2 separate regions of the Mus musculus genome follow, and region 2 is linked to region 1. The links are chromatin loops, found by intact Hi-C in ENCODE. Cell type or tissue: heart. All regions are shown on one strand. Each heading gives the region's core, and the rest is flanking DNA. Links, peaks and the distances in the headings are about the cores only.

Region 1 (15,102 bases), core at 3,469-11,468:
TCTGTGTTTTCTAAGATCTAATTCTGGGAGTTAGCTGTGGTGTAGCTCCAAGTGACCAGCAGACCTGGCTTTCCTTTACCATGACATATTGACAGGCAGCTTCAGACTTCAGAGACATGATGCTTTCATTTGTGAGGATAATATGGGTGGTAATGGCTACATGCAGTGGGGGTTCCTGGGTTCAGTTTTGTCTTGGGCTTAGTGTACATTAGGTATAAATAGCACATAATAGATTCAGGGCAGTATTTGGTCCTTAGTCCAGACAATCTCTTGCTTACTTGCAAGAAAGCCTTTCCTTGGAGAATTAGTTGGGTTAGGGTATTGCTGTCTATTACTGTGGTACTCTGCTTTACTGGACAGTTCTGGGCAGGAAAGCTGGCAAAATATGGTCTGGGCTAAGCTGGACAAAACAACATTTACCAGTGATGGTGGTGCACGCCTTAATCCCAGCACTCAGAAAGCAGAGGCAGACATATCTTTGAGTTCCAGGACAGCCAAGGCTACACAGAGAAATCCTGTCTCTAACCCATCACCCCTCCAACAAAACAAAACAAAACAAAACAAAACAAAACAAAACAAAACAAAACAAAACAGAACAAAACATTTTCCTCACATCTGCCTCTAGGTGAGCATTTCTCTGTATACATCTTAAGTGTGTTCTTGTGTCTAAGGCTGTGCATGTATGTGTGTCTGAGTTCCTGTTCATGTCTCCATTTTTGTGTTTATAGATGTCTCCACTGTGTGTCCCAGATCCTGAGTGTGTCTGTCTTGTGTGTCTTGTGTGAGCCGATTTTTTTTTTTTTTTTTTTTTTTGGCTTCCTTCTCCAACCTGCGCAGCCCCTCCTTCTCTCAGCCGCAGCCTTCTGCCCCTCCCCCTTCTGGCTGCCGCACTGGCTGCTGCGTCTAGTCAATATCTTATCTTCGGAGCAGGAGCTAGGAGCCATTCCCAGCCGGAGCAGACCCCAAGCTAGAGTGAGAAGCATTACTCAGTTCATTGTGCTCCTGCCTGCCTTTCTGCTAAGCATTAGGGTCTGTTTTGGCCCAGCTTCTGAAGAGGTTGTGTGTGCTGTTGGAGGTAAGAGGGGCTCTAGTGAGGGCTCCTGCTGCTGCTGACAGAGCTGGGGGTGGGGGAGCACTGGGAGGTAGGGAAGTGCCTGAGCCCTAGGCATTTCTGGGTAAATTCCATGTCTTTTGTGCTCCAGTGTGCCTTAGGATGGTTTGGGCATTTTTTTGTATTCGGCTGACTGTGAGCCCCTGAGTCTTGGTGGGTGGACATGTATGCTTGTGTAGCTACCTCCATGTTGCTTCTGTGCGAGTCTATCACCCTAATATGAGGTAAAATTGTGAGTAAATGTGCCCCCATGCCTCTGTGTGTGTCATCATGTGCCCATGTGTATGCCTTTGTCTGTGTCCATGTGTCTGTGTGTGGATGCCCATCGAGGTGTTCATGTGCCTGTTAGTGTAGTTGTGCTGTTCTAAGGCCTCAGTGGACTGTGTCCAGCACTGTGGTCACTTCTTTCTGTGTCCTGTTCCAGGAACTGTACTGAGTGGCTTTGCAGGGTGACAGCATGGAGTCCCTCTTTCCTGCCCCATTCTGGGAGGTCTTGTATGGCAGCCACTTTCAAGGGAACCTGTCTCTCCTAAATGAGACCGTACCCCATCACCTGCTCCTCAATGCTAGCCACAGTGCCTTCCTGCCCCTTGGACTCAAGGTCACCATCGTGGGGCTCTACTTGGCTGTGTGCATCGGGGGGCTCCTGGGGAACTGCCTCGTCATGTATGTCATCCTCAGGTAGGCGGGTCCCATCAATCTGTGAAGGGGGAACCTGAGGCAGGAGGCTGTTCTGGATGAATTCGAACAAGCATGGATTTTCTGCTTGCTCCATCAAATTTCTTCCCTCTCTGTTCAAGGGACATGATCACCCTTGAAGTTCAACTCCTGTTCTGCTCCCATCTGTCTCAGACTAGGTGTCACCACCTGGAGGCTTGGTACTGCAGATAAATCCATGCCGTGATGTCTATGTGAATAACCATGGGTACAAAGGATCCTAAGATTTCCCAAAGAGAGGAAGAGGGGCTGGTGCTGGGCCTGAAGCCCTTGTTCATTGGCCTTTAGGATCTATGCTCATGGTGGATGTCTTTAGCTGAGCCCATGCTCTATTGGTGCTCAGAAATGGGAAAATTTGGAGGACTACAAAGAAAGACAGCAGTACTGGATGACTGAGGTAGCGTCGACGGTGAGGGGAAGAGGGCAGTGTGAGGTACAGTTCTATGGACAAGAAAGCTGGGCAAGGAGTATGCAATTGGTAAATGTGTGGTGGCAATGATGGTCTCTGTTTTTTTCCAGCTGGGAGGGCATTGAGGGGAACTGGAGACAGCAGGTGAGGACTTGAATGCCAGAATGGGGACGCCAAATTCTTTGGACATTGGGAAGACATGGGAGGTCCTTGAGTGGTGGATAACTAGAGCAAGGTTCTTCACTGATATTTCCTCTTTCAAAAAGATGACTCTGAAGAGAGCAGTCATGGTTCCCTTGATGGTATCATGGTAGGTGTGGTATTGGTAGAGGAGGAAGGGGCAGTACAGTGTCCATACCCTGCCTCATTATGGTCCTCTTAGTATTTCTGAGCAACTGTTTTCTCTGTTTGTTAGATGGGAAATGTGGATTATATAGTCATATATAGGTGCATGTGCACAGACGTGTGTATATATATATATGCTATGTGATTGGAAAAGCATTCCAAGTATTGACTTTTGGCAGAGGACCCTTGTGGGAAACTATTCTATGATCCATGTGTCTCATGGTTAAAAGGATATGTCTTTGGCAAGACGTGCAGCAACCAGGGACAGTTTGTGAGCCTTGCCTTTCCTTGTCATCAGCATTTCTCTCCTATATTGTCCTCTGCATTTGGGATATTAAAATTCTTGAGCCATTTACTGCAGTAGAGTAGAGAAGGAACGCCATCTTTTCCACCAGCATCCCCAGAGAACTAGTCTCAGAAACTGCTGTGGCTGCACTGGCTCAGGAGACAACACACGGCATGTTTGAGTTGGATGTGTGCCAGGAGTCAGAAAAATATGCTCTGAGCCCCATTTTGCACCTTAGCAGTTCTAAGCCTTATGAAAGCTACTTAGTTCCTCTGAGTCTCAGCTTCCTTCTCCACAGCGTAGAGATTAAATGGCATTTTTGCTTTGGGGTAAACCTCAAATGAGATAAAATCTATGTGAAGAGCTTGGCTCAGATATCTACCATTATCATTAACATTGTTATTTATTGTAATTAAGGTCTCTGGGATTAATGTCTAAGAGACAGAACTTAATCTCAGATTCCCTGGTAGCAACTAAACATCATGGACTACTGTTATCTCTAGTGCTACCACCACCATACTGCCATAACCACCATAACCACTATAACCACCACCATTACCACCATCACTTTCATCATCATCACTATAGTCACCCTTCCCTACCACTGTCATAAACATTAATTCATTCCACTAATATTTATAACTTATAATGTTCCTAGCATGGTTCCCAGTGCTTGGATACAATCAAACCTAACTAGCACATCTCCTTTTTTCTTTATTAGAATAAAAAATATTGTGTTTATTTTTGGGTATGAGTGTTTCTGCTGGATGTATAGGTCAGATGAGAAAGTTGGTTTTCTCCTTTTACTATGTAAGTTTCTCCTTCTACCACATGTGTCCTGGAAATGGAACTCAGGTCATCAGAATTGGTAATAAGTGCCCTTACCAGCTGAGCCATTTGGCTGGACCACCATTTTCTGTTTTCATTGCTAGACAACATTGTGCACTTGGAAGATCTTTGATGAACTTTACAGGCAGTGCCCTGAAAACCCTCTGAGAGGAGTCTTAAGAGAGACTGAGGAGAGAAGACAGCATCTCTCTCTCTTGATTCCTTCCACAAATTCACATTCAGGTTAGATATGTACTCAGGTACTCTTCCATGCCCCCAACTTTTCCAGGATAGTCCTGTCATAGAATTGGAACCTTTTTGTAGATGTCATAATCACATGGGGGAGCTTGTTAAAGTCCTAGGCTCAGTGGACCTTGGGTGTAGTGCAGGATCTGCCATTTAATAAGCTTCTTTGGAGACTCTGGGGTTGAGAGATTCAAAGATGATGACCCTCTTGGTGGTCTTTTTGCGGCCAAGTCTAGACAAAATGGCCAAATGGAGCGTTTCTTCTCCTTGTCCTCTACAGGCACACCAAGATGAAGACTGCTACCAACATTTACATATTTAATCTGGCACTGGCTGATACCCTGGTCTTGCTGACACTGCCCTTCCAGGGCACAGACATCCTTCTGGGCTTCTGGCCATTTGGGAATGCACTGTGCAAGACGGTCATTGCTATCGACTACTACAACATGTTTACCAGCACTTTCACTTTGACTGCCATGAGTGTAGACCGTTATGTAGCTATCTGCCACCCTATCCGTGCCCTTGATGTTCGGACATCCAGTAAAGCCCAGGCCGTTAATGTGGCCATATGGGCCCTGGCTTCGGTGGTTGGTGTTCCTGTTGCCATCATGGGCTCAGCACAAGTGGAGGATGAAGGTCAGTGGGCAGTCCTCCTCCCTGACCAATCAGTTCCCCATGGTTCTTGCCGGCCCCTCTGACCTCATTTCTCTCCTGCAGAGATCGAGTGCCTGGTGGAGATCCCCGCCCCTCAGGACTATTGGGGCCCTGTATTTGCCATCTGCATCTTCCTTTTTTCCTTCATCATCCCGGTTCTGATCATCTCTGTCTGCTACAGCCTCATGATTCGACGACTTCGTGGTGTCCGGCTGCTTTCAGGCTCCCGAGAGAAGGACCGGAACCTGCGACGCATCACACGGCTGGTACTGGTAGTTGTGGCTGTGTTTGTGGGCTGCTGGACACCTGTGCAGGTCTTTGTCCTGGTTCAAGGACTGGGTGTTCAGCCAGGTAGTGAGACTGCAGTAGCCATTCTGCGCTTCTGCACAGCCCTGGGCTATGTCAACAGTTGTCTCAATCCCATTCTCTATGCTTTCTTGGATGAGAACTTCAAGGCCTGCTTTAGAAAGTTCTGCTGTGCTTCTGCCCTGCACCGGGAGATGCAGGTTTCTGATCGTGTGCGCAGCATTGCCAAGGATGTAGGCCTTGGTTGCAAGACCTCTGAGACAGTACCACGGCCGGCATGACTAGGCGTGGACCTGCCCATGGTGCCTGTCAGTCCACAGAGCCCATCTACACCCAACACGGAGCTCACACAGGTCACTGCTCTCTAGGTTGACCCTGAACTGAGCGTCTGGGGCCTTGAATGGCTTTTCTTTTGGTTCAGGATGCTCAGTCCTAGAGGAAGACCTTTTAGCACCATGGGACAGGTCAAAGCATCAAGGTGGCCTCCATGGCCTCTGTCAGATTAAGTTTCCTCCCTGGTATAGGACCAGAGAGAACCAAAGGAACTGCATGGAAACATCCACAACTCAGTGGACATGCCTGGTGAACCCATGTAGGTATTCATGGTTCACTTGACTCTTCTCTGGTTTCTCCCTGCTGCCCTGGTTCTAGGTGGGCTCAGCCTGAGGTATTGTAGTTGTCATGTAGTCACTATTGTGACTACCTGTTGTGTGCTATTGCCCTCAGCCTTTCAGTGTTTGCACAGAACTGGTGATCATACCCAGTGTTGCCTGGCCCTTAAGCTTGGAGTTGCCTTGGAGCATCTAGTTCTGACTCCACTGATGCATTCAGATTACCTGAGGTGGGTGAGCATCAGTGGGTTCTTGGATGACTGTTTCCTGACGATTCTTTTCATGCTGTACTATGGAGTATATGAAGGGGACTTCACACTTCATCTGGTACTGCCACTGCCTGCTCTACCAACCTGGACCACCTTCTCAGCAAGAGGCTAGCAGGGGGACAAGACACAAAGCTTCCCTAAGGCTCTTTCCCTCCAAAACCACTGTGAACTCTTATTCTACAGACTGTTTGGCAAGCCCTGCTTCTAACTGTGTGGGAAGTAATCAGGAGAAAATTCTGTGGCCTCTGTAGGCTGCTCACAGCATGGAGGCACCACATGCTGGTCTTGGGTATGTGTCTTGGCTGCTCAGTATGGGCAGGGCAGGGCACGAGACTATGCTCTCTCCTTATTCTCCACAGCCTCCCTCAGCTCTCCAGCAGTCGCTCTTTTACTTGACAGTAGAGGTCAGCAGTTGTACTGCTAGAAACACACTTGTAGCCCGGGAAGACTGGAGTCAGGATGTGTTCTATTCTATACCCACAGTGACCACCTGCTTCATTTATAGGGTTAGGACATATCCAAGCAAGGCCTGGGCTTGGCATCAAATGAAGAGCTGGTATGAGAGCTGAAGCCTAAAATGGCTCATTTGAGCCAATCTGCAAGGACTATTACGGTTTTGGGGACATTGGAAGAAGAGTCGATACCTTGGAGATATATTGTTGGTTCACAGAAGAAGAGGCTTTGTAAATGCCCTTTCTATGGGTCAGATAAAAAAATACCAGCAACCTTGGATAGAATCTGATCTTACACAGAGACCTTGGTTAGGTGGTTTCATGCCATGCAGAACCCAGGCTGGTTCCTGTCTCAGAGAGACCTGGCCTTAACAATCTTTCTGGGGAGACCAGGGTTCTTTCAATGACACTTGTGCAGGAGCCATTAGCTCTAGTGTTTTCTTGCTAATGCTAGAAACTTTGTGAATTTGTATATCTTTATGTATTTAAGCATGCAACAAATGTCATTTTCGTGCATGTAGCTAGCCCTGAACCTGCCTCTGGGGTAATGAAGGAGTTCTCATAATAAACACTTACCAGTGACCAGTACTGCCTGTAGAATAAGTCTTTCTGATTCCAGCTACATAAGAGTAACTTCCTGGGTATTGATATGCACTGGAATGAGGCATAGGACTAGGCTAATGGGTTTTAAAACCTGTTCTGCCCTTGGCAGAGGGACTTTAAGGAGCCTCTTGGTTTATGGGAGGGAAACTATTTCCTGGGTTGCAGAGGCTGCTGCCTTTCCTTCTCCCAAGACAATGACCATCTTTTCTTCCCACCCTCAGGGACAGTGGGTAAATGCCTTCACAGCTTTTCTTTGTAGACTCTTGCCTTTTGAGCAAATCTAAAAGGATAAAAGGATGGTGATAACAGAGCAGAGAACCCTTCTCTGGTGGCAGAGTGACCCTATACTATAGAGATCTACCTCCTGGCTCTTGTCTGTGTAGGCCCAATCTGGCTCAAGTTGACTCTCAGGCAGATGGCCCTTGTCAGGGGGCCTTTGAAGAGTGTCTTATGTGCCAAACCTTGCTTCCAGTACTGGGTTAGTGAGCCAATGCTTGGTTTTATACAAGTTTTAATGACACTGTCCATTTGTTTTTTTGTTTTGTTTTAGTCTCTCAGTTTATAAGCAATAGATATGAATTTCTCACAGGCTTAAAAGATGCAGGTGTGATGGATTGGATTCTATGAGATTGTGTTTTTGTTGCATCCTTACTTTATAGAAAGATGACTTCAGAGCTGCATATGTCATATTAATAGTAATAATGAGGTTATAGGGTTTCAACCTCACAACCTATTCCCATAGCAAAGTCACCTCATAACACCATCACATTGGGGGATAGGATTTCAAAATGTGAGTGTGAATGTGTGTGTTTATACAAGCACACCAGTAGTTCTTAGCAAACACATTAGTTTCAAACAGAAATTCAGCATCTGACTTCGAGGCTAGCCTGGTCTACAAAGTGAGTTCCAGGACAGCCAGGGCTATATAGAGAAACCCTGTCTCGAAAAACAAAAACAAAAACAAACAAACAAACAAACAAACAAAATTCAGCATCAAGGGAAAATTTCCCTCTTGATGAAATTATAGTCCCCAGGAGATTGTATGATTCTGATAGGTGGTGGGATTCTGGGTTGCTGACCCTGGCCATTGTCTTTAAGGAGGCTGGCCATTAGGGGAGCCTTAGAGATGAATATACCTCCCTGGCTCTCCAGGACTATATACCTTCCCCATTCTCTCTCCATTCTGTGTAACACAGCCTCACCCCTAAGTGTTTCTGTTTACTACCAGGCTTGATCAAGTCTCGTTTCTCTGAATCTGATTTTCCTTCTCTGTGCAAAGGGAACCACGCAGCCTTCCTCCTGGGGTTATGTGAAGGGCAGGATGTATAGGATCAGGTAGGTCCAAGGGTCTTTTTACCTCAGAAAAGGCAGGCTTCATCAGCTGCTTTAGGCACTTCCCACCAGAGGGCACTGTGGCCCTAATGTAGGCCCAGCCAAGGTCCCTGACCAGCTGTGAGAAACAGCAGGATGATTTGGGTACTTAGGTAGGTTAGGATCTCCTTGGCAGCAGGAGCCAGAGTGTGAGGGTTTTGTGGATTAAGTCAGACTCCCGAGTTCATGGAGAAAACCAGAGCTAGTTCCAACAGGATCCTGGTGAGAAACACCCTTGGTCTAGTTGGCTAGCCTTGAGGAATGACAGGAGAGGGAGGCCATTCCCTTTGCTGGGCTGTGGGTGGGAATAAAGGTCTGTATAAGTACTACTTACTAAATGATTTTGCCACTAGAGCATTGAAGGGGACAAGAGTTTGGAATCTTCAGAGAAAATTTGGCTGGTACCTCCTCTGTTGTGGTCAGCTCTAGCAAACAATAGCCAGCGGATAGGCTATCCCCAAGGGTGCCTATCTCTTTCACAGCCTGGTTCACTCACCAATGTGTTCCCCTCATGATCTTCACACCCACTCATCTTCCACTCACTCTGTTCCTCCTTCACACATTTTTTGCCAAGCACACCTGCTTTTGCCACTCTCTGTGGCCTGAACACGGTTCTGGAAAGCGAGGTGTTTTGCTGTATTCATTATAAGGGGCTCTTGTCCTGAAGGGGTTCTCTTACTCAGGAGCAGTGTGTACTAATTAGGCCTTGCTGAAGTATGACTATACAGTGAAGCAGGCACAGCTTGATCTCAGCAGAGCTGTGGGTGTGGGTTGTGGTTTAGAAAGTACCCATTCTAGGCTGTCCTCAACCATTCCTCTCTAATATTCAGCCTGTGTCAGGGCTGGGAGTGGATTTGGAGACTAGATCACACAGCTCTTTGCCAAGTTTTCCTCTTGACTTTCAGATCCTCTAGTTCCTGTGAGAGTACTCTAGAAGCTTGTAGAGAGCATCCATGTCTTGCCAGCAGCCGTGGGAGCAGGATTTCTTGAAAGAGAACCCAGCCATTGTCTAGTTTCCAAAGGACCTAGACCTCACCAGTGTTCTGCCTGAAGTCTCCTGGGAAGTTGAGCTGGAGCACTTGAATAAGCCACTCCCCAGTTTTGGATCCTCAGAAGCTAAACACTTCTTATCTCTTTGCTTCTAAGTTTTTGTTGCATAACAATAGGCAATAGCTTGGGGGAGATACTGGAAGAATGACATTTAAGGGTTGACTAGAGTTATGGACAGCCAATATCGTCTGGCTTAGATGAAGGTCCAAGTGCTCTGCCAAGCTCAAGTACTTGGTGGGCAGAAGGATGGCATATGCCATGAAAGTGTCAGAGTTCTGGGTCATGACAATATTTGTTTTTACTGCTGAAGTGCCTGTCCTTTTATAACCTGTCAGTTCTACAAAGGTTCCTGTTCCAGGACACATAAAGTATTAGCCGGGGGTGGGGGTGGGGTGGGGCTATCTTTGTGTCCATCCTCTGTGGGTGGTCAGACTTAGGGTGCTTGCTACCAGGATCAGATTGCCTGCTATTGTTTCCTTAGGGATGTGTAGGAAGCAGAGGAACAGAAAGGGAATGTCATGGTGGTTTATATGTATCTGTATGGAGAACACAGGGATAAGTGTGAAGAGACAGAATGTTCTCTGGCTTGCTCAACCACTGCTCTTGGAGGCGGTAAATGGCAAGAATGCTCAGGCCTCCTGAAGCAGGATTATGGTACAGAAATTCTTGTGGAAGTTGTCATTCAGGAATGAGTTCATGAAAGGATCGAAGCATGAGTTGACATAGCTGAGGCTGGTGATGGCATAGGAGATACCAATAACCAGGGATATGTAGGGCATGCCTGTAGTCAGGGCTACCACAGAGGCCATGTGAAAGGGCATCCAGCAAAGAGAGCGCATGGCCAACACAGTGGGGACCAGGACAGTTATCTTCCTCTTGGCCTTGCCTAGAACGTTCATGCCAGAGTGGAGCTTCATGGTATAAAGTCTGCACAGCAGGTCTACATATGACATGCAGATGATGCACAATGGCATTGCAAAGCCAAGAACCACTGTATATGAGTGGCTGGCCTGAAACCAGGCCCACTCTGGTCTCAGGAAACTTAGCCCACAACTGGGTGCCACAACTTTTGCTCCCTCTAGGTGTGCCTAGGCAACTGGCAAGATTGCACAGTGGCCAGTACTGCTAAGTGGCAGTCCATACGCATCACAACCAGGAAGTAGATGCTGGAGAAGATGTAGTAGTCAGTGGTCAGCACCAGTTTGCAGAATGGCTCTCCAAAAAGTGCTGTAGCAGGTACTCAGTGATACTGGTGGGAATGTCAGCACAAAGAGCCCATCAGCAATAGTTAGGCTCAGGACAAACACATTAGTTACTCTTTTCACCTTTGGTGCCCTCAGGATCACATAAATGATAGCCAATTTAACAATTAGGCCCATAGCACAGATCACAGAGTATCTATTGGCAGGATATGTTGGCAGGAGTTGGCAGGAACATGTGGAGCACAGTGGCTCCACATAGTGGCTCAGAGAAGGTGGCGTTGGGCTGGGTATTATTATCCTTGGACAAGTATGTGCTCGTGGTAGTGAGGAAGTTGTTAGTAACTTTAGCTGTTGGAGGACTCTGGGTACTCAGCAACCTGCATCATGGTAGGGCTTAGAGACTGATATCTGGCCAGGGGCCTCCTGGGCTGGTTTCTGGGAAAGAAACAGTCAGAAATGCTACAACAGTGGCCACCTCAACTTCTCTGAGGCCATTCTATTTACCCTAGCCCTTGGGTAGGAGAGAGCCTGGTGGGGCAGAGTTCTCCTTCAGATTCCTGGATGTAGCCCCATTTCCAGGTTCTGCTCATATGAGAGCAGATGCACCCCTGGGATACTAAGTGACCCAGAGCAACCCCACCTACCACCCCCAATGTACAATAAGTGGAAGGAAGCAGTGCTGTTGCCTATTTGTAGATGCACCCTTTAGATGCTTTACTGGATACTTTAGATCTAAATGTTCTTCCCTTCAGGAGTCAAGTTCTCATTCTCCATAGTGCTGTGTAAACATCTGCTTTCCTAGGTATTTCACTGGCCTGTCCTCTGTCCAGTGCCTTGTAGCTGGAAGATGATGGCCTTGGTGGGCTCTCAGTGTATAGGTGGCTGTGAGATGAAGGGTGTGACTCCTTTCTTTCAGCAGAGGTTTCAGCCAGTCTTGGTCAGCTAGGAGGGTGGTTTCCAAGACCCACTTGCATTCCTGCTACCTCAGTCTGTTGGCTTCCCAGCCTAGGCCTGGTCATAACACAAATGAGCAGGGAGAGGAGTGGAGAAAGCTGGGTGCTACTGTTTGACTGAAGGTCCTGGAAGCAAGCACCCCCCTTCCCCACCCAGTGCTGAACTACAGTGCCTGCAGTTGGTGGTCTGGGATTCCATCCCCATGCTCTTTGTACCTGCTCCACCATCCCCTGTGTGTGTGTGTGTGTGTTATGTTAGTATTTTGCTTGTTATTAATCACTCAGATAAGTCACAAATGGGTAGCTGAGAGATGTGTTTTTGTTCATGTGTGTGTCTATCTATTGAGAAAAAACACACAGGGGCTTCTGGGCTCTATAGGGTATTTGTGATTTTGTCTGCAGGTGCTAGGAACCTGTGTACCTTTGTCTTTGTATATGCATCTTGATAGATCTCATGCCTCCTCCTCCTTCTTTTTTTTTCCCCCCTGCGGGGGGGGGGTGATGGGCAGAGTTTCTCTGTATATAACCTTGGCTGTCCTAAAACTTGTTCTGTAGACCAGGTGGCTTCAAATAGAGAGATATTCCTGCCTCTGCCTCCCGAGTGCTGGGATTAAAGACATAAGCTACCACTGCCTACTTATAAGCATACACATGGTATGTACATTGCATGTATGTGTGGGCCTATGTCTGCTTGCGTGGGGTTTCTGAGGGTAGCTCTGTACTATATCCAAAGGAGTCTGTGTGTATTCTTGTATAAATATTTGACTGGAGGACTGCTGGTCTTCATATGAAGCCAAATGTTAACCATAGACAACCTATTTTGTTTTTGTCTTTTACCAGCCATGAGAGGCCACGGAGAAAGGCACTTGCTCCTACACTGGCTCCTGGCCCCTTCTCTGTGGCACTCAGGAAAACTACTGGAAGCCAAGACCTCTGCTCTACTCCTTGAATGTTTTCTCCCTAAGTGGGAACTGCTTAGTCAGTCCTACTCACGAACAGCAGGGCCATCTCTCTGGCTGTGCTTTTATAGCAGTTATTGTGTTGAAGGTGAGCTGCCAGTTTGAGTTGGGATATTTTTTCTTTGTACATATACATACGGTGGTTGGTTGGGGAAGATGGGGTAGTTTGTTTTCAGCCTCAGGTGATGTGACTGTCCATTGAGGATTTGCCCAGTGCCTTCTGGGGTACAAAGCTATCACCCCATATCCACAGGTCATCTTCTTCTGTGAGTTACTCTCCCAAGTCTTTTTGTTCCATGCTTTTTTTCTGGGCTGGGTCAGGATAGGAGTATGAACCATGACCCTGAGTGCCTTGAGGTTACTGAGCCTGACTATGTTAAGGAATACCAGGTGGGAGCAGTCATGGATTCTTCCTTGTGTATACTGCACTAAAAGGTGGATCAGCACTGGTTAGTAGGTATTTCTGGAGGAGCATTTCACTTAGAGAGACTGAGGCCTCTGAGGTCAACCAACAGACATGGTTAGCAACTATGAGGAAAGTCTTTATTAAGTTGAATTTAATGAGTTGGGGAGTGCTTGTGGGATAAAACAGAGGTATTGGGTCTGTTCAGAGTTAGGAAACCAGAGATGTGACAGTTTCAGACCTGTGTCGGGCTTGACTGATTTCGGATTCTTCCCCTGGCAAAAGGGGGTGGTTAGATCTTCTGTCATCTAGTTTGTGTCCTGAGTCTTCCTCCCTGTGAATCTTGTCAGCAAGGAACTGGCCAGTGCTCCCTGTTGTCATCATTACTGGCAAAGGCAGAGGTCCTTTACATCTCTTCTTGCTCAACTTTACACACACTAAATACCTCACTCCCCATCCTTTTCCAGAGCTTGTTATTCTAGGATATCTTCCCTCTAGTCCAGGAGGGGAGTGGACTAGTATTAGAATGCATTCTTGAGAGTATAGAACCCTCTCTCATCTTCCACCAGACTCCTGACTCCCATTAGCCAACTCTTTCACCTCACTAGTAGTCAGCCCAGTATAAAAGTCCCCTCCCAGACTTCTTTCTTCCTGAGCCTGGCTTAGTGAGTGTCCTGGCTCCTCACCAAGCCTGTTCTCTTGGAAGTGGGGAAAAAAGGAGGAACAAGTATGGTCACGGGGGCCCTGTGGTACGAGAAGAAGGGCTGGGGCTGGGAATGATGTGGATTGGGTACTGAGGGTTATAAAATGTAGGATCTAAGCTGTCACAGCCCGAGGCTGCTGTGGGTGCCAGTCATCCTGGCACGGGTCCACATGTGTGGAGACCCCAGATGCCCCTTTCCTCTCTAGTCACACCTCACCTGTGGCCTCTGCAGCTTGGCAGCTGTCTGTATAGCCTTTACACTTGGGCTAAGAGAGCTGCTTTGTTCCGCTTGGCAGGGCATTGTCCCAGAGGAAAGCTTTGCTTCATGAAAGGATTTTCACTTTCAGAAATGAATTGGTCTTTGCAGCCTGTTGGGTGTGAGGGGAAAGGCCGTGGAGGGAGCCAGGTGTCAGCTGTACAGGGTGGGGGTGGGGAAATGCCTTTCAGTGACGACCAGACTTTCTGGAAGTGCTGGGGCAGGGTTGGGAGGATGGGGTGGTCGGGTATGTGGTGGGTTATGGGTATGGATACGGTAGGCTTGCATCTGGGTCTCATGTGTGTATATGTTTGCCTCTGGGCTCAGGAGAAGTGGTCTTCCCAGGATAAGAGGAAGAAGAGGGTGTGCCACATGGCTGTTTGTGTAAGCTAGGAACATAGATAGCAGTTAGCAACAGGAAAGCTCAATTTTAGGGCTTTGTCCTTATTGTCATTTCATGTAGATGTGGCAGTCAACCTCCATCTACTGTGACCAGGCCCCTGGAGGTCTCACTACTTCTACAGAAGCAAACCAAGGCAGAAGTTGGTAGAGGAATGATTTTATTTTCTGAGTGTGGGGAAATGGAGTAGAGATAATGCGTCTCTCCTTTATAAATTTATTTTTCTTTTCTCTATAGTTTTTAATCTGTTCTGTTATAGTAGTTAAAAAATAAAAAACTAAAAAGGAAAGGAAAGGATATGACTGCTATGGGGTATAGTGGAGGAGAAAGTTTATTACAGGTAAGTAGTAGAGCAGAACCAGAGGCATGTGTCCCAGACACATTTGGGAGAGTCCAGAGTGGTCATGACCCTAAAGTCATGCCCATGACCCCGAGGAAAGAGAGAAGAGGAAGGGGAGGAGAGAGAGGAATCAGGAACAATAGCCAAGAGAGCAAAGGTAGAAAAGAGGTGGGTAACCACAATGTCTTGATTATATAGAGAAGAACCTCTTGGGGGACAGGCAGCTCAGCCTGGGCTGGAAAGTTCAGTGGAGAGGGAAGCATATGCCAACCATATCCTGTAACAAGTAGGGACTGAAGGATGCTAGGAGAACCTGTCAGGTCTGCTTTGCTATGTTGAACAGGCACCTCAGCTGTTTGTCTCAGGTTTGAAAGTTAACAAGTACAGGTATACTTGATCACGTACATATGTGCGGCCTGTTTCTCTAAGTAAATAAAGGCTTCACCCTAGGCAGACACAAGCAACTCAGAGTCAGCTTTACTACAAAAATAGAGCCGCCATTCACACCCCCCTACCCCCGTCTGTCTTTCTCTCTTTGTTTTGTTTGTTATTTTGTTTTTTTTCTAGACAAGGTTTCTCTGCATTGCCCTGGCTGTACTGGAATTCATTCTGTAGACTAGGCTGGCTT
Region 2 (15,102 bases), core at 3,614-11,613, 120 kb after region 1:
CTGTGGACCTTGTCCTGTGTCTTTGACACTAAGGATTAGGGGGCTCCAAGTTCCTCCCAATATTCTGGAACTAGAAGAGCAGCGTATGGAAAACTCCAAAAGGTCATATAGGATCAAAACAATAATCTTCAGAATAAGCTAGTTTAAAATAGTAGAACCCACAGGACCCCTTATCCACAACTGTAGGTGTCTCAGCCAGTCCTAGGCTGCTGACTTGATAGAGCAGTGCTCCACGCTGTCCCTCCTGGATGCTTCTGTAGTCCCTTCTTAAGTTGTTTTTCTCTCAGTATCTGCAATATGCAGACAAGCCAGAGTGCTAATTTATCTGAAGCCTGTTACCCCCCCCCCCCACACACACACCCTAGTTGGCCTTTAGTGATGTTCCTTGGGGCTTTTTCCACATTGGGGTCTTCTCCTTATCCCAGAGGATGATGTCTGCAGTGAGGAGAGAGACCCACACATCCCCCAAGGTACTTATCTCAGCTCTGATACCTTCTGGAGCTCCACTTGTATATTTTACATCCCCAGTGACTACAGCAGCCCATTGGCTGCTCCAAGTCTGGACCTCCCTGGACTCAGCAAGTCACCAATCTCCATCAGCTTCTACCCTAAGTAAGATCTCACAGCCACACCAGAGCTGCCAAAGTGGATCACCACTGTGTCTCCTTGAAACACCTACCCAGTAATATTGCTACCTGGATTCCAACCATCCAATGATGCCAAACTGAGCAAGTTCACTGAGGAGAGGAAGAATAAATGATTATTTGGGGCCTTTGAAAGGCAACATGTGAATATGGATACTAGGGAATGTGCAGCACCCTCCCCACATGTGAACAGTGTCTCCTGAACTCCAGAGTAACCCATCCCTATAACAGATTTGATAGTCGGTCAAGGTGTTTATTTGTGCTGGTTTGAACTTCTGGAGGCTGGCTATACCTTGTAGCCTCACAAGCCAATGCTGATCTCAAAGGTCACACCCAGAACCCACAAAGTTGGAGCAGGTGGTAGTTTCACTCCCTATGGGGTCACTCCAGAACACCCACTAACACCAAGATGAGAGGCCTTGTAGTGGCAGTGGAATGGGGCACAGGCAGCTTTGCTTTCCTACAGGAGTCCAGAGAAGAAAGAGTGAGCAGGACAGTGACTCCACATCCCCAGCATCTGCAAGTGACTGTCCCTCACTGGACCAACCCATCTCTGCTCCAGGAGTACCTTCTGCTAATCACTCACACTATTACTTGTTTCCTTCATATCCTGTCAAATATGTTTTTCTTATTTTTAGCTCTGCCATAGCTCTTTATAGAAGTTTAGACAGAAAAAGATAATATGAGAATGTTTAGGACAGAAGATTGTGAGGAGAAATAAAGACCAAGCAGAAGTGCTGGAAAGTTCCATGTGAGACCTTCAGCCCCACTCTTTGGTATCCGTAATCCCCTTTAGGCATCAAACTTCTTCAGTCCTGAGTAGGAAGGAGTAATATAGAAAGACAGTCTGAACAGAGCCCTTTTACCTGCACAGGCTCCTGCCACTTCTCAACTACTTGTGACATAGAGAGTGAGGTTGTCCCATTTACAGATGGGGAAACTGAGGCCCAGGAAACTTCTCTGAGCTGTATAGAGACTGGTTGTGTTGACAAGATTGCCTACAGTCCTTTCACTGTAGGCCTGCTGCTTTAGATAACACATAGTAATAGACTCTAGAGACCATTTCTTGAAGAAGAGGGGGTGCTACCAAATCAACTGGATCTTCACAGAATAGTCAGACATAGTGGGTGTCCAAGAAGCAAGAGGTAAAGGGGCTACCATGGTTCCCATGTCAGTTGAGGGAGAAATAGAGATTACAGGTGCCTTTCTCCAGCTTCAGGAAAGTTGTGCACCATCTAGATACCCTTCCGGTACTAAAGAAGCAGACAGGCTAATGCCATTGTTTCCTGGGTCCAGATTACCATTGTAGGCAAATAGCACACAATACTAAGTGAACGGAGGGAGGGAGAGCTTAGGGAGCTTTAGTACCAGCCTTGAGTCACTGGAGATATCTAGGTGGGTGCTGGGACAGTGGAAATATATACATGGTGACTCATCACACAAATGCTAGCCCTGGACTGCCTGTAGGGAGCCAACTTGGAGCTGGCCTCAAGACCTGGCAGCCGGCTATCTTTTTGCTTTTCACAGTCAGTGGCCTCAGATCACTCACCAAGACTGACACTGAAAGAACATTCCTAGACTTGTTTCACTTTCTCATCATTTCCCATCTATGCTAGCTACCATGAACAATTGGAGGCTATCTGTTGTTTGTGGCCACCAGATATATGTGACCACAGCTGCCACAAGCTCATATGTGTGGGCATAAAACCACCACACAAGATTCTCCTATTTATACATAAAGACCTGGTTGACATCCATAGTCCACTGTGTGGAGTCATCTATTGTGGCCACCTCCTCTTAACTAAGCTGGGACTAATATCCACTGCAGTTTTCTGAATAGCTTTTACTTACAGGGTACCACCCCTTGAGTTTCCATCTCATAGTTCATAAGAGACAAGGAGGAGTACTGGCAGGGACTGGTTCAGATAAAGGTGGTCATGAGCTTCTGACAGTGAGATCTTGGGTCCCATCTACTAAAAGTGTCCCAACCTAGGCTTCTTTGTATATGGCCTTTATAAGGCTTTATGTCAGCAGCATTTCAGATATGAACACATATAGTCCTTATATAGACCCAGCCAAAGTGACACAAAATTGATACTTGCAAACATTTCCCAGGGCCCATGTAAAACTAATTCTTTTTTTAAAAAATAGTGTTAAGACTCTTTTCCCAACTATTCCACACATGTAGTTCTATATCTTCATATTCTTGTGGTAGCTATGTAGTAAACAGCAGAGAGACTTTGGTACCTGTCTGAAGACTACTAATTCTATTCTAAAAAGCCTAAAATGAGGAAGAAAATTCCTTCCTTATTCCCTTCAAGATGACCTATTCTAGTCAGGTGGTTGTGGTGGCGGTGGCACATGCCTTTAATCCCAGCATTTGGGAGGCAGAGGTAGGTGGTTCTCTGAGTTTAAGGCCAGCCTAGTCTACAGAGTGAGTTTCAGGACAGCCAAGGCTACATAGAGAAATCCTGTCTTGAAAAACAAACAAACAAACAAACAAACAAACAAACAGAAAGATGACTTATTTTGGCTGTTTCTTTCAGCTCAGCTGCACAGTGGTGATGTCTTGTGGCAGATTTTGTATCTTGTCATTTTTCCAATCACAGCTGCCCAACATTAACCTTTCCTAGTAAGGTTCTTTCTTAGGATTCTTCTACCCACCTCCAGGTTGGCACTGATAAAGTCAAATAACATTCAATGTATGCAAGCACCCAGAGGCCAGAACACTGAGCTTAAGGCAAAAGTACTCAGAAAAGACATCAGAAGGGTGGAGTAAGGAAGGGACTGAGGACAGGGTGGTTGCCACATGGGGGAAACTTTGCACAGTTTGAGGCATGTCACCTATTGAGTTTCCTGTAGTCAGCATTGAAACAGCTTCCCTACTACCAAGTTCCAAGCATAAAAAGAAACATGCAGCTATTGTCTGATGTACAGACACAGAGTACCTCAAGAGCCAGGTTTTTGGCTGTGAAACTTCAACTGGATTTTTTTAAACCAATATTGTAATTGCTAAGGCACTGCTTGACTATTATAAACAACAACCACAACAAGGATAAATGAGGCAAGAAGTGGTATCTTTAGTGATGAGATCAAGAAAAGAGCTGTCTTTCACACTTAACCTTGAGGATCTTGTGCCTGCCATTCTTTTGTGTATATCTATAGTTCCATCTGGAACACTGGGTTTCATGCCTGACAAAAACAAAAACCCAAAACCCAAACTCTGTTGCTTCACAGTGTATAGGTCGGCTCCTGAGTTCTTTTAGTTTTTAGATGTCTGGAAATTTTCCAATTAAAAATGCAATGTATTTTAAATTGGGGAGTTTTATGTTTATAGATAATTTCAGCCACAAATAGTTTCATGGATTCCTCACTTATGCACAGATTCTTTTGTTCTTAATAGCTTACATTAATATACATTGTTAAAATGGATATCAATATATATTACTATGAACTAAAGTCTATAGTTTTCATTAAGGTTCATTCTTGAGATAGAATATTATGTGTTTTTGTGGCACTGGGACTTTGCTCAAGTTAGGTAAGCACTTGCTCTACCATTGAGCTACATCCATAACTTCCTGGTTTGGGCAAATGATGATCACATGTTTCTACTATTACAGTATCATACGGCATCATTCACTGTCTTAATAGTCTTTCATGATCGACCCTTCTCTTGCCATCACCGAGGTTTTGAGAGTTTCTACGATTGTTTACTTTTCCATAGTTCATATCATTGGGATCACACAATATGTCATAGCTTTTCCATATGAGTGTCTTTCATTTAGCAGCAAGCACTTGGAAGCTGAAGAGATAGCTCAGCTGGTAAAGTGTCTGCCACGTAAGCATGAGGACCTCAGGTTAAATTCCCTAGTATTCATATAGAAAGTTGTTTAGTGAGAACTCTCCAATTTTGGTTTCTTTAAGAAACACAGAAATATTATTAGACTGTGTTTTCATCTTAATCCCAGGTGTGGGGATGTGGGGCTGCTTTGGACGGACCACAGCAGCTGACTGTGATTTGCCTCAGGCTCTAGCAGAGGCCTTGTTTGACAGTTCCAGATTGTCTAGGGCCCTGAGAGGCAAGGTGGGTGGAGACTGGTCATTTGGGGGCTGTTTGCAGTTTGTTAGTAGTTGTGCTCAAAAAAGAAACAAGAAGAAAGAAATTTGATTCACAGATATCTCTCTCTTCCTTCTGTCCTTCTTTCTCTCCTATCTATTGATACAGGATGATGCAGTGGGGAGGGGCAGTGGGTAAAGGGTGAGAAAAAGAACCCACAAAGTAGCTAAGTCCAGCTACAAAGTTGGGCATGGTTCAGAGCTGGGGAAGCAGAGACAGGAGGATCCCTGGGGCTTTCTGGGTTAAACTCCAGGTTTAGTGAGAGATAGTTGTCTCAAAAAATAAGGTAGAGAGAAATAAAGGAAGCGACTAGACATTGATCTCTGGCCTCTACATGTACATACACACATGTTCATGTATACTTATTTACATATGCATGCAAACACCACAGACACACCAAATTTAAAAAAAGCAATTAAGTGTGTAAGGTTGCTACATGTCCTTTCATAGCTCAGTAGCTCACTTTTCAAAAAATCCCTGATTAAAACAGTTATGTGGCTATACCTCCCATCTATTTAATATTTTTTGTTGCTTCTAATGTTTGATGATTACAAATGAAGCTGTTATACTACCTACATGTGCTGGTTTTGTGTATAGTGGTAAATATCTAGGAATTCAAATGGTGATTTTTTAAAAAGTTTTATGTATGTTGGAATAGTTTTGTACAGCCCTGGCTAGTCTTGAACCTATTACACTGCCAAAGTATGACCTTAATCTCCTGGTCCTTCTTCCTCCACCACTAAGTGCTGGCATTACACTTGTTTGCTGTCACATCTTCTAAGACGTTGCTTAGTTCAGTAGCAAACTGACAAACTATTTTCCAGAGTATCTTTATTATTGCTCATTCCCACCAGCAATGAAAGTGATGTGCTGCTGTTGCTCTACATCCTCACCAGTATTTGGTGAATTATAGATTTTATAAATTTTGGCTATTCTAATAGGTGTGTATTGATATCTCATTGTTTTATAAATCTGCATCACCTAATGACAAATTATGTTGATATGTTCATATGCTCATTTGCCATCTGTATATTTCCTTTGCTGAGTCATATGTTCATAGCTTTTTCCCGTTTCTATTTGTGCTGTTTATTTTCTTATTGTTGAGTTTTAAGGATTTTTAGAAATCCTTTATCAGATATGTGTTTTGGGAATATTGTTTTTCAGTCTATGTCTTACCTTTTTATTCTTCTGACAGTATATTTTACAGAGAAATGATGCCAGTGTTAAAAAGATATATTTTACCTTTAAGTGTGTGTGTGTGTGTGTGTGTGTGTGTGTGTGTGTGCACATGCCTGAGTGCCTGCAAAGGCCAAGTGTCTTGGGTACTGGAAATCAAATTTGGAAGAGCTATGTCTCTATTATTTTTACACGTGGATGTCTAATTATTCCAGCATCTTTTGTTGAAAAGACCAGCACTCCTCCATTGAATTGTATTTGTTCTCTTATCAAAGGTGAGTTTACTATATTTGTATAGCTCTAACCTAAGTTTTGTATTTGATAGCATCAATTTATTTCCCCCATATGACTCTTGATTACTGTAATTTTAATAGTAAGTCATGAAATCAGATGTTGTTAGGCCTATACTTTTGTTTTGTTTTGTTTTTGATCAATATTGTGTTATCTAGTTCGGGTCTTTAGCCTTCCCACGCAAACTTTAAAAAATAGTAGAATCATTTTCTCCTCATTCGTACCACAATCAACTGCAGGTTGAGTGACTTTCTTACAGCTATTGACTCAGGCGTCCAGACTCCTTCCTTCTTGACACTACTTCCTTCAACATGTACCCTCCAAGCAGTATAGAGGAGATGTGCAATCCCAATGAAATAGAACAAAAACTCAGAACAATCTTGAAAGGTAGCCCTAAAGATCACTTAGACTTTGGTCTATTTTGTAGGTTTCTTAGAAGTGGCCAGAACTGCTGGTTCAAGGTTCAAGTGTGCAGATGGCCATCCCCTGGACCAGGTAGCCTGGCAGGGTCAGGGCCGGCAGTCATTTGTGTTGTAACTCCTGCAGGAGAGTGGACCCAATCTATCACTCTTGTTTCTTAACTCCTGCCTTTTCTACTGTGGGGGCTTTGTCCTTGAGTGGACATAAGCAGGCAAAATGCCCTTCTCCCGTCGACACGCCAGCATCTTCTCATATCATTAGGCCGGGATATGCTCGGAGACCACCTAGTGACTGACCAATCAGGCAGGGACACACTTAACTCAAACCAGTGGGTGGAAAGTGGCAGGCTCGTGGGCTGTGCCGTTGCCCCTTTAAGAGTGTCCTCCAACCGCACATGCTCAGTTCAGGTAGAGCCCGCGCACGCGCAGAGGTAGCAGCGGATGTTTACAGCGGCTGAGGTCCGTCCGAAGCGACAGAAGCGTCTGAAGAACTGCTCTCCGAGACTCAATACGGGGGCTGCTGAGCGCCGAGGTAGAGCCGTCTCTGCCCCTCGGCCCTTCCCTCCATATCCCTTCTCCAGCTCTGGTTACCCGTTCCCCAGCGTCCGTGTATCTTACCATCTCCGAGAGTTTCGAACCCCAGCGCCTGTCACCCCCGCCCCCCCATCTCCCTGCCCAGCACCTCCCTCCCCTCCAGCGTGCCCCCCCACCCCCCGCCTGTTGCTAATTCTGGGATCTGATTGCTCTAGTTCTACAACCTATTTCTAATTAAGTAGGAAATGTTTGCAATTAGCTCAAGGGCAAGTCGGGCATTGACCATGATTGAAACAAATTATACCTAGGGTGGATATTGGGAAGAAGGCAGAGTATCCTACAGAGGAGAAAAAAAAGACCCCTTTGGGGAAAGATCTAAAGTAGCTGGAGAGAACCCCTGGGGCCTGGACCCTTTGTTTCTTTATTAGGCCTGTGCCTCTGCCATCAACTCCGTCATCTTGAGTATCTGCCCTCTGCTCTCTTGGGCCCTGCACTGTTGTTCTCTGTTCTTATTGAAGACATTGCTAAAGTGGGCTCCATTACGTCTGGTAGGTTGTCTCTAGAACGAGGTATTTAAGAGGCTCAGCACTGATTATATATAAAGGGAATTGAAGTGGGCCCTCTTGAGGTGGTGGCATTTGGTCTCTCCTTTTGCCCTGGCTTTTCTCCATCCTCCTCTGAGACCTTGCTGGGAGACTTGGGAGAAGGGACTCATTTTTCTTTTTTTCTTTTCTTTTCTTTTTTTTTTTAATTTCGGTTAGTCCCAAAGCTTTTCCACGCACGAAACAGTAGGAATTGTCCCTAGTCAGTACATACTACTGGTCAGCTTTCATTCAGATGCAGACCACAAGTGATATGCATTTGAGGCACACCCTCCAAGAGTTCTGGTTTTCAAGACAAGAAGCCTTGGCTATTTTCCTCGTTCTGCTGGCAGGATGATGGTTTAGAATACATGTTCCTAGCAAGGTATCCCCTAAGAAAGTGACATCCACTTGACTGTGGGCCAGCTGTCGCAGTTTTTTCAAACGCAGTATAGATATGAAACAGGGTTCTTTAGTCCAGCTTCACTTGTGTTGTTGTTGTCCACTTGGGGTCCTGTGCTGCTCAGTTTTTTTCCTATGCCCTTTTCTTCTGTTGGCCTGTGCTAATCAGTTCTGAATGGGAACTGTAATAAGCATTACAGCAAGTAGCAAAGTGTGTATCGTAGGGTAGTAAAGGAAGGACAATCTCCTAAAAAATAGTTCTTTGCTTTCAGTTGGAATCTACTGCACTGCATTCTTGTGCAGTGATACTGTTTGGTTTGGAGAGAGTATTTTCAAGTATGTTTTAGGGCTTTCTTTCTTTCTTTTGACATGGTGACTGATCACATCTATCTCAGCAGCAAGTAGTGATGCTTCTATGCAAGGCAATATTAGATTGTCAGACAAAGCTAATACTAAGTACCACACTCTATCATTATTCACCCACTCTCCACCAAAAGCAATTGATAGGGCTACCTTGGTGTTCTGTGTAGTCTAGAGAATGATCTACAATAGTCACACTTTCTGTTTTAAATGAGTGAATTTATTAAGTATATATAGCAAGCAAAAGTAAAAGAACTAGTTAGTAACAGAAGTAGTTGATAGAAAACATCAAGTTGAGTATTCACTTTAGTAGGGATGACTGGGATAGCACAGTTGAGAGACCAAACAAAAGGTAACAGCAGAAATCATCTGCGAAAATTCCATTTGAAGCAGCCATTTGAAATTCCTGATAGAGAACCCAAGTGAAGCTTCCAAGTTAAGAAAAATAGATAGATAGATAGTAGATAGATAACATCATCAAGTTGGGCACTTACAGTCATCTAGTAGAAATCAACTGGAGAAGTTGAGGCTGTCGGTTGGAGTTACCAATTGAACTTTCTTTTCTCTCCATGTTTGAGATTGCCATGGCTGAACTTCTGGTTTCTTGTTTCTACCAAGGCATTTTTATACCATGCAATAAACAGTCTTGTAAATGGCTAGTCTTTTAGCTATTCTCAAGGACAAATTGTTTTACTCTTGCGCTGTTTTGTTCTTCCTTTCACCCATCATAGAATTAGGTACCCACCAAGCTCCAGGAAGAGGTACTTTGGAGAACATTTGGAGACTACTAGAAACAAACATACTGGCGTTGGTACAGGAGAGTCCTCACTCTCATCATCCACTTTCAACAGACTTAAACAGCATATGACAGTTTACCAACACAATGCACATTATACTTGATTATCAAAGTATTAACAAGAAGTTAACAAAGAATGGTGTTCTTTTGTGAGTCTTTAACACCTGTATCCATATTGTGTACAAAACAAAAGCCTTTGGCTAAACAGTGCTGGTTTTACCACAGCTCCTCTGGCAGTCTGTGACTGTGAGCAGTTTAGTAACTCAGACCAGCTTGCCTTACCTTCTGATGTTCAATGTAGTGCTGTCTGGTAGGTAGTAGCTATAAAAACAGGTGGCTGATTTTTATTATTATTATTATTACTGGAATTCTTTTAATGTGGAATTAGCTTTTACTTCAGTAAAAAAATTCAGTAACATAAATGTCTAGTACAAATGAAATATATCTAATGTGGTACCTGCTGAAGATTAATTTATAGAACTGGGATAGGGTGAAGAGGATGGCTTTCTTGATTATGTAGGACATGTGTTAAAGGTTTTTTCCTAAACTGAGCTGTAAGCATATAAATACATTACTCTATTTTCAACTGGTGTCCCAAATTTTAATATGACTATTTTAGATCAGTAGTGTAGCAATAGAACTAAGTGGCTTATCTAAGATTAAGCCCAAGCTTATTAGCACTAGGGACTAGTTACAACTTAGGGCAAGGGCTCTGAATTCACTTGAAAAGTAGATTAAATTTTAATAATTGAACTGTGATTTGAAAATCTAATATTTTTCTTGACTATGAAGATGGATTATTTCATCATAAAATGGAAAAGAATTTATATCAAGAAAGTTTTTTTTTTTTTTAAGATGCTAGAGTGGTAGTTGATTTTCATTTCTAGGCTTAATTCTCTAGCACTGCTGTTACCAGTTGTGCACATGGGTGTGTCTAGGGATGGGTGTGTCTAGGCCCTGTCTCCAGTATTCCAGAGAGAAGACTGGGAACAGGGACCATAGCATAATTGTTGTTATTGTTTGAGACAGGTTCTTATATAATCCACGCTGGCCTGGAACTCACGGAAGATCACCTTGAACTCCTGAGCAGGAGCTGTTGAGATTCAGAAAGTCTACTAATCTTTTGTGGTTTGGTAGTCTTTCCTTCAACCGTTTATATCAGCATCACCAGCTTTTAAGAAATAAAGCCATTAGTTTGGAAAAGTCACCCGAGGTCAGTATAAAACTGGGGAGGATATTTTTCATTTTCTAGAAAGAAAAAGACCTTTCCGGGGTAAAAAAATATTCCCTGTTCACTGGATCATGGAATATTGTTTTAGTAGTTGTACCTAAAGGGGATGCTTTCTTCACCAACATGGGATAGAAGATAAGAAATATACTTCTTAGATAGCAAGGAAAAGGAAGCTATATAGTAAGTAGGCCTCTGAGTGCCCCGGCAGTGACCCTGTCTACTGCTAAACTTTAGCCTTGAAACTGATTTTATGTTTGTTACAATAAAGTGTCACAATGTGTTCTATTTGGGAAGAAAGTTTTGTGAATGTTTTTACCTAAAACGTAAACACCAGAGAAACCTAATCAGTAGGTTGGATGTATTACTTCTTGTGGGTGGGTTTGTGTATATGTTGAGATGTAGTGATCCAGTTAATGTTAATTCCATTCAATTCCATTTAAATTTGAATTTCTGTATGGCTCAGTGGCTGAAAGTATCTGCCACCCAGTCTAAAAAATCTTAGTTTGATCCCTAGGGACCATTCCTGCAAATTGTGGCACCTATAGGCCAGCAAATATACTTTCCAAATTAATAAATGTAAAAATTTTTAAAAATTGAATTTCACTTAAACACCATATAGTTTGTTATTTATTATTAGCTTAAATCTTTAGTGGAGCTAGTGTTTTGTTTTGTTTTTTTTTCTAATTATGGTGTGTGGGCTCATACATGCCATTGTGTACATGAGGAGATCATGACCCTGTGGCCCTCGTTTCTCTCCTCTCAACATTATGTAGGTTCTGGGGAGTGGACTTGGGTCATGAGCTTTGTACGACAAGTGCTTTACCCTTTGGGATATCCCTCTGACCCTAGAATTTCCACTCCCAATACTGGCATCTTTGGAGGGTGAAGTAGTTATTGACAAAACATACTCCCGTCTTTATTACATTCAGAACTGAGAATTTGGAAATAGCATATATTTAGAGATTTGTTTTTTTGCTCTTGCCCTTAATGTAAATAGTTATTGAAATTTTAATTGTAGCCTTGCTTGGCTGTGACCTTGAACATGGGCGGTGCTGTGAGTGCTGGGGAGGACAACGATGAGCTCATTGATAACTTGAAGGAAGCCCAGTACATCCGGACGGACTTAGTAGAGCAGGCTTTCCGCGCTATTGATCGAGCAGATTATTATCTTGAAGAATTTAAAGAAAATGCATACAAAGACTTGGCATGGAAACATGGAAATATTCATCTCTCAGCCCCGTGCATCTACTCGGAGGTGATGGAGGCTCTGGATCTGCAGCCTGGGCTTTCATTTCTGAATTTGGGCAGTGGTACTGGCTACCTCAGCTCCATGGTGGGGCTCATTCTAGGTGAGTGTGGATACAGAGCTTTAGTCCCCTCTGCCTTAGGACAACTTGGTTTTCACTTTAGGTAGAAGGCTTTGTGGGCTGGTTGCATACCCTGTTGGAGATCACGGTCCTCCTATTAGTTGGCTGAAAGGAGGTGGTGGGTGACTGATGATATATCCACTTGTGGGCTCTGAGTTGTGGGGCTGGGGTGCCTTTTCTATGTCTCCTCCTACCTATACTGCTGCATTCTGCTGTGAATGATGGAAAACAGCAAAGGCCTGTAAATTTTAACCTTACATGATGATTTCTTGGTTTATTCTAGTCACTCTTTTCCTCATCTCCTTTGAGTGTCATTAAAATTCTTTGGTAGTTGAAGTTCTTTGTAACAGTTTCTCTTTTGTTGTTTGCTACTAAGAGAGTAGTTGTATTTTTAAGGAATTTTCAGAGATGGAAGGGATTTATTAGGTTATGATATTTGGAGCCATTTAGGCTATTTTCCTTACAGATGTATGAATATAGCCGTTTCTGATGATGATATCAGAATTATCAGCTGAAGAGCTATTGAATTTTTGCATTGTGTAAAACATTGTAGTGAGGCAAAGACTTCAGATGTTGCTTGCATTTCTTCTTAATTGATATGATTTTTAATCTTAATTTGTTTTTGATTGACTAAGGCAGTGGTTTTGACTGGGGGAAAATAAATAATAAAACTGCCTATATTAGAAATGCTATTGAAAAGAGCCTAAGGGTGAAGCCTTGTGGTGGTAGTGGCACATGCCTTTAATCCCAGCACTCAAGGCAGAGGCAGAGGCAGAGGCAGGCGTTTGAGGCTGGCCTGTTCTACAGAGCTAGTTCCAGGACAGCCAGAGAAATGCTGTCCTGGAAACCAAAAAAAAAACCAAAACCAAAAAAAAAAAAAAGAACAAAAAGAACCGCCACCTAAGGAGCTGAGGAGATGGCTCACTGTAAATACTCTTTGTACATGAAGACCTGAGTTCAAATCATGTAAAGGTGAACACAAGTTAAAAAAAAAAAAAAAAAAAGCCAGGTGTAGCAGTGTGTGTCTGTATTCTCAGAGCTGGAAAACAGATAGGATTCTAGGGGCTTGTTTGGCCAGCCATTTTATCTCAGTTGTTGACCCCTGGGTTTATTTAGTGCTACCCTGTTTCCAAAAGTAACATTGAGTAACCTGATGTTGACTTCTGCCATGATACACACATATACATGTGCACACACACGTGCACGCCACACACACACCCACCCACCCACCCACCTTAATACCTAGTAAAAGAGTAAGCCTGGAGACACTGTGGCACTTGATACTGCCGGCAATAATAATGAAAGTGCTGTGAAATATAGATAAATCCTAATACAAATTTCATTTGTAAATACAGGTTTTTAAAATTTGTTGTAAAAGCTACTACTCTTGCCTTTTTTTCAGTTTGCAAATGATACTTTTAATGTTTGAGAGCTTTTTGAGAAGCCAAGGCATCAAAACAAATACTATGTTAGTGAATGTAACCTATACTACACATTGAAAGACTCCCTTGGGTGGTTTAGAGCCACGGATATGCTAAGACCTCAAACCCTTGTGAGTTTCTGTAATTATACACTACAGAATTATCTGTGTTGTAATTAAGAAAGTACAGAAAACAAATGAGCAAGGGTTCTTTTCCTCGTTCTAAGAGCTTTGTTTTCTCAAACCTCTCAGGTCCTTTCGGCGTGAACCACGGGGTGGAGCTTCATTCAGATGTCACTGAGTACGCGAAGCAGAAACTGGATGTCTTCATCAGAACCAGCGACAGCTTTGACAAGTACGGCCAGACGCTATTTATTAGTTCAAACAAAGGTTGTTAATTATATATAGAAAAAGCCAGTTTATTAGTATCCATATGCCAGAAAACATAGTTAAAGTGTGGTTGGATGATCCTAGGTTATATGTATGTCTACCCTTGTTACTGTGTTAATATTCTCTGGTATTAATTGCTTTATAGTTTTTATTTTTTCTTTCTTTTTTCTTTCCTTTTCTTTTTTCTGGTTTTTTTTGGGGTGAGGGTGGGGGTGGGGGTGGGGGGAGCAAGGTCTCTTTTAATAGCCCTGGCTGTCCTGAAACTCACTATGTAGACCTGGTTGGCCTCAAATTTATAGAGCTCCATCTGTCTCTGTCCTCTGAGTGATGGGATTAAAGGCACGTGTCACCATACCTTGCCAGCTTTGTGTTTTATAACTTATGATACTAAACATCAAATTTTCATTATTATAGTAAGAGAAAAAGACAAATAATTTATTTTGCTCAGTTTTTATGTTCCAGTGTAGAAAATTTATATCACCTAATTGTTTTCTGAAAGAGTGGGCATTCCAAAGAATAAAAAGTGTTTTTTGCCAGTAGTGGTGGGCAGAGGCAGGCAGATCTTTGTGAGTTTGAGCAGCTTGGTCTACATATCAAGTTCCAGGCTAGCTAATGAGGAAAGCCTGTCTCAAAAAAAGAAAGTGTTTTTTTAAAGAAAAACCTCCTGTTGGGACTGGTGAGATGGCTCAAGAGGTAAAGGCACTTGTTGCCCAGAGTGATGACCTGAATTTGATCCTTGGGACCCACCTGATGAAAGGAGAACTGACCCCCACAAGTTGTCCTCTGAAGTCTTCACAAATACTGTGGCACACCCATATGTATACACAGGTGAATTCACACAGTGAATAAATAAATCAAAATCTAGTAAAATCCCCAGTTGCTTGTCAGGCAACTGAATGTAGTGCTGAGCATTGTGAAAACAGTGAAAAATGGTGGCTGGTGTTGCTTTATATCTGGATCGTTGGAACATTCACATTTTTCTATTTTGTTTGTAACGTATAAGGTTCTATTTCTATAGTATGATTCTATTTGGAAATGTAGCTTCTAACTCCTGGGGCTGCAAAGTGTTACATTGTTCTGTGATTTTGTAAGTAAAACATAACCTGTGGTGGTTGGGTTTGGGGAGGAAGCCAAGAAAACTCACTTCAGATACAGAAGCTTTAAAAGGAAAACTTTATTTTTTGAGCACCCAGGCAAGCAGCTAGTTCAGGATCTGAACCATGTCCCGGAAGGGAGACGACGGTACAACATTCTTAAAGGATGGGAGCACAAAGTGAGGGGGGACCTGAGGGATGCCGCAGTGTTATCCAACTGAATGTTGACATTATGGGTTAGACAAGGGAGTGCCCATGGAGACTGGGCCTCATCCAGGGC

The links. A loop is a pair of places that touch in the nucleus more often than their neighbours do. Peaks named below come from ENCODE experiments on the same cell type or tissue, not always from the same donor. Only the 100,000 strongest peaks of a DNase experiment are listed, where the experiment ranks them.
Region 2: it touches region 1 in a loop (10-fold over the local background); 5 of 42 quality-filtered maps call a loop at or near these places.

Annotation. Positions count from the first base shown.
Region 1 is chr2:181,714,155-181,729,256 of GRCm38, forward strand. Oprl1 (opioid receptor-like 1) reads left to right here and starts at 862. Exons shown (of 4, transcript NM_011012.5): 1 at 862-1,075; 2 at 1,536-1,792; 3 at 4,223-4,578; 4 at 4,660-6,831. The coding sequence starts at 1,569. The coding sequence ends at 5,183. It also overlaps the pseudogene Gm14489. In heart, for the core only: a CTCF peak has its summit at 8,230 (motif pointing right); no DNase peak of the experiment used is centred there.
Region 2 is chr2:181,830,806-181,845,907 of GRCm38, forward strand. It overlaps Pcmtd2 (protein-L-isoaspartate (D-aspartate) O-methyltransferase domain containing 2), which reads left to right and starts at 7,049. Exons shown (of 7, transcript NM_153594.3): 1 at 7,049-7,179; 2 at 10,350-10,533; 3 at 11,570-11,900; 4 at 13,591-13,693. The coding sequence starts at 11,594. In heart, for the core only: no CTCF peak of the experiment used is centred there; a DNase peak (open chromatin) is centred at 7,066; H3K4me3 peaks cover 1,714 bases; H3K27ac peaks cover 1,320 bases.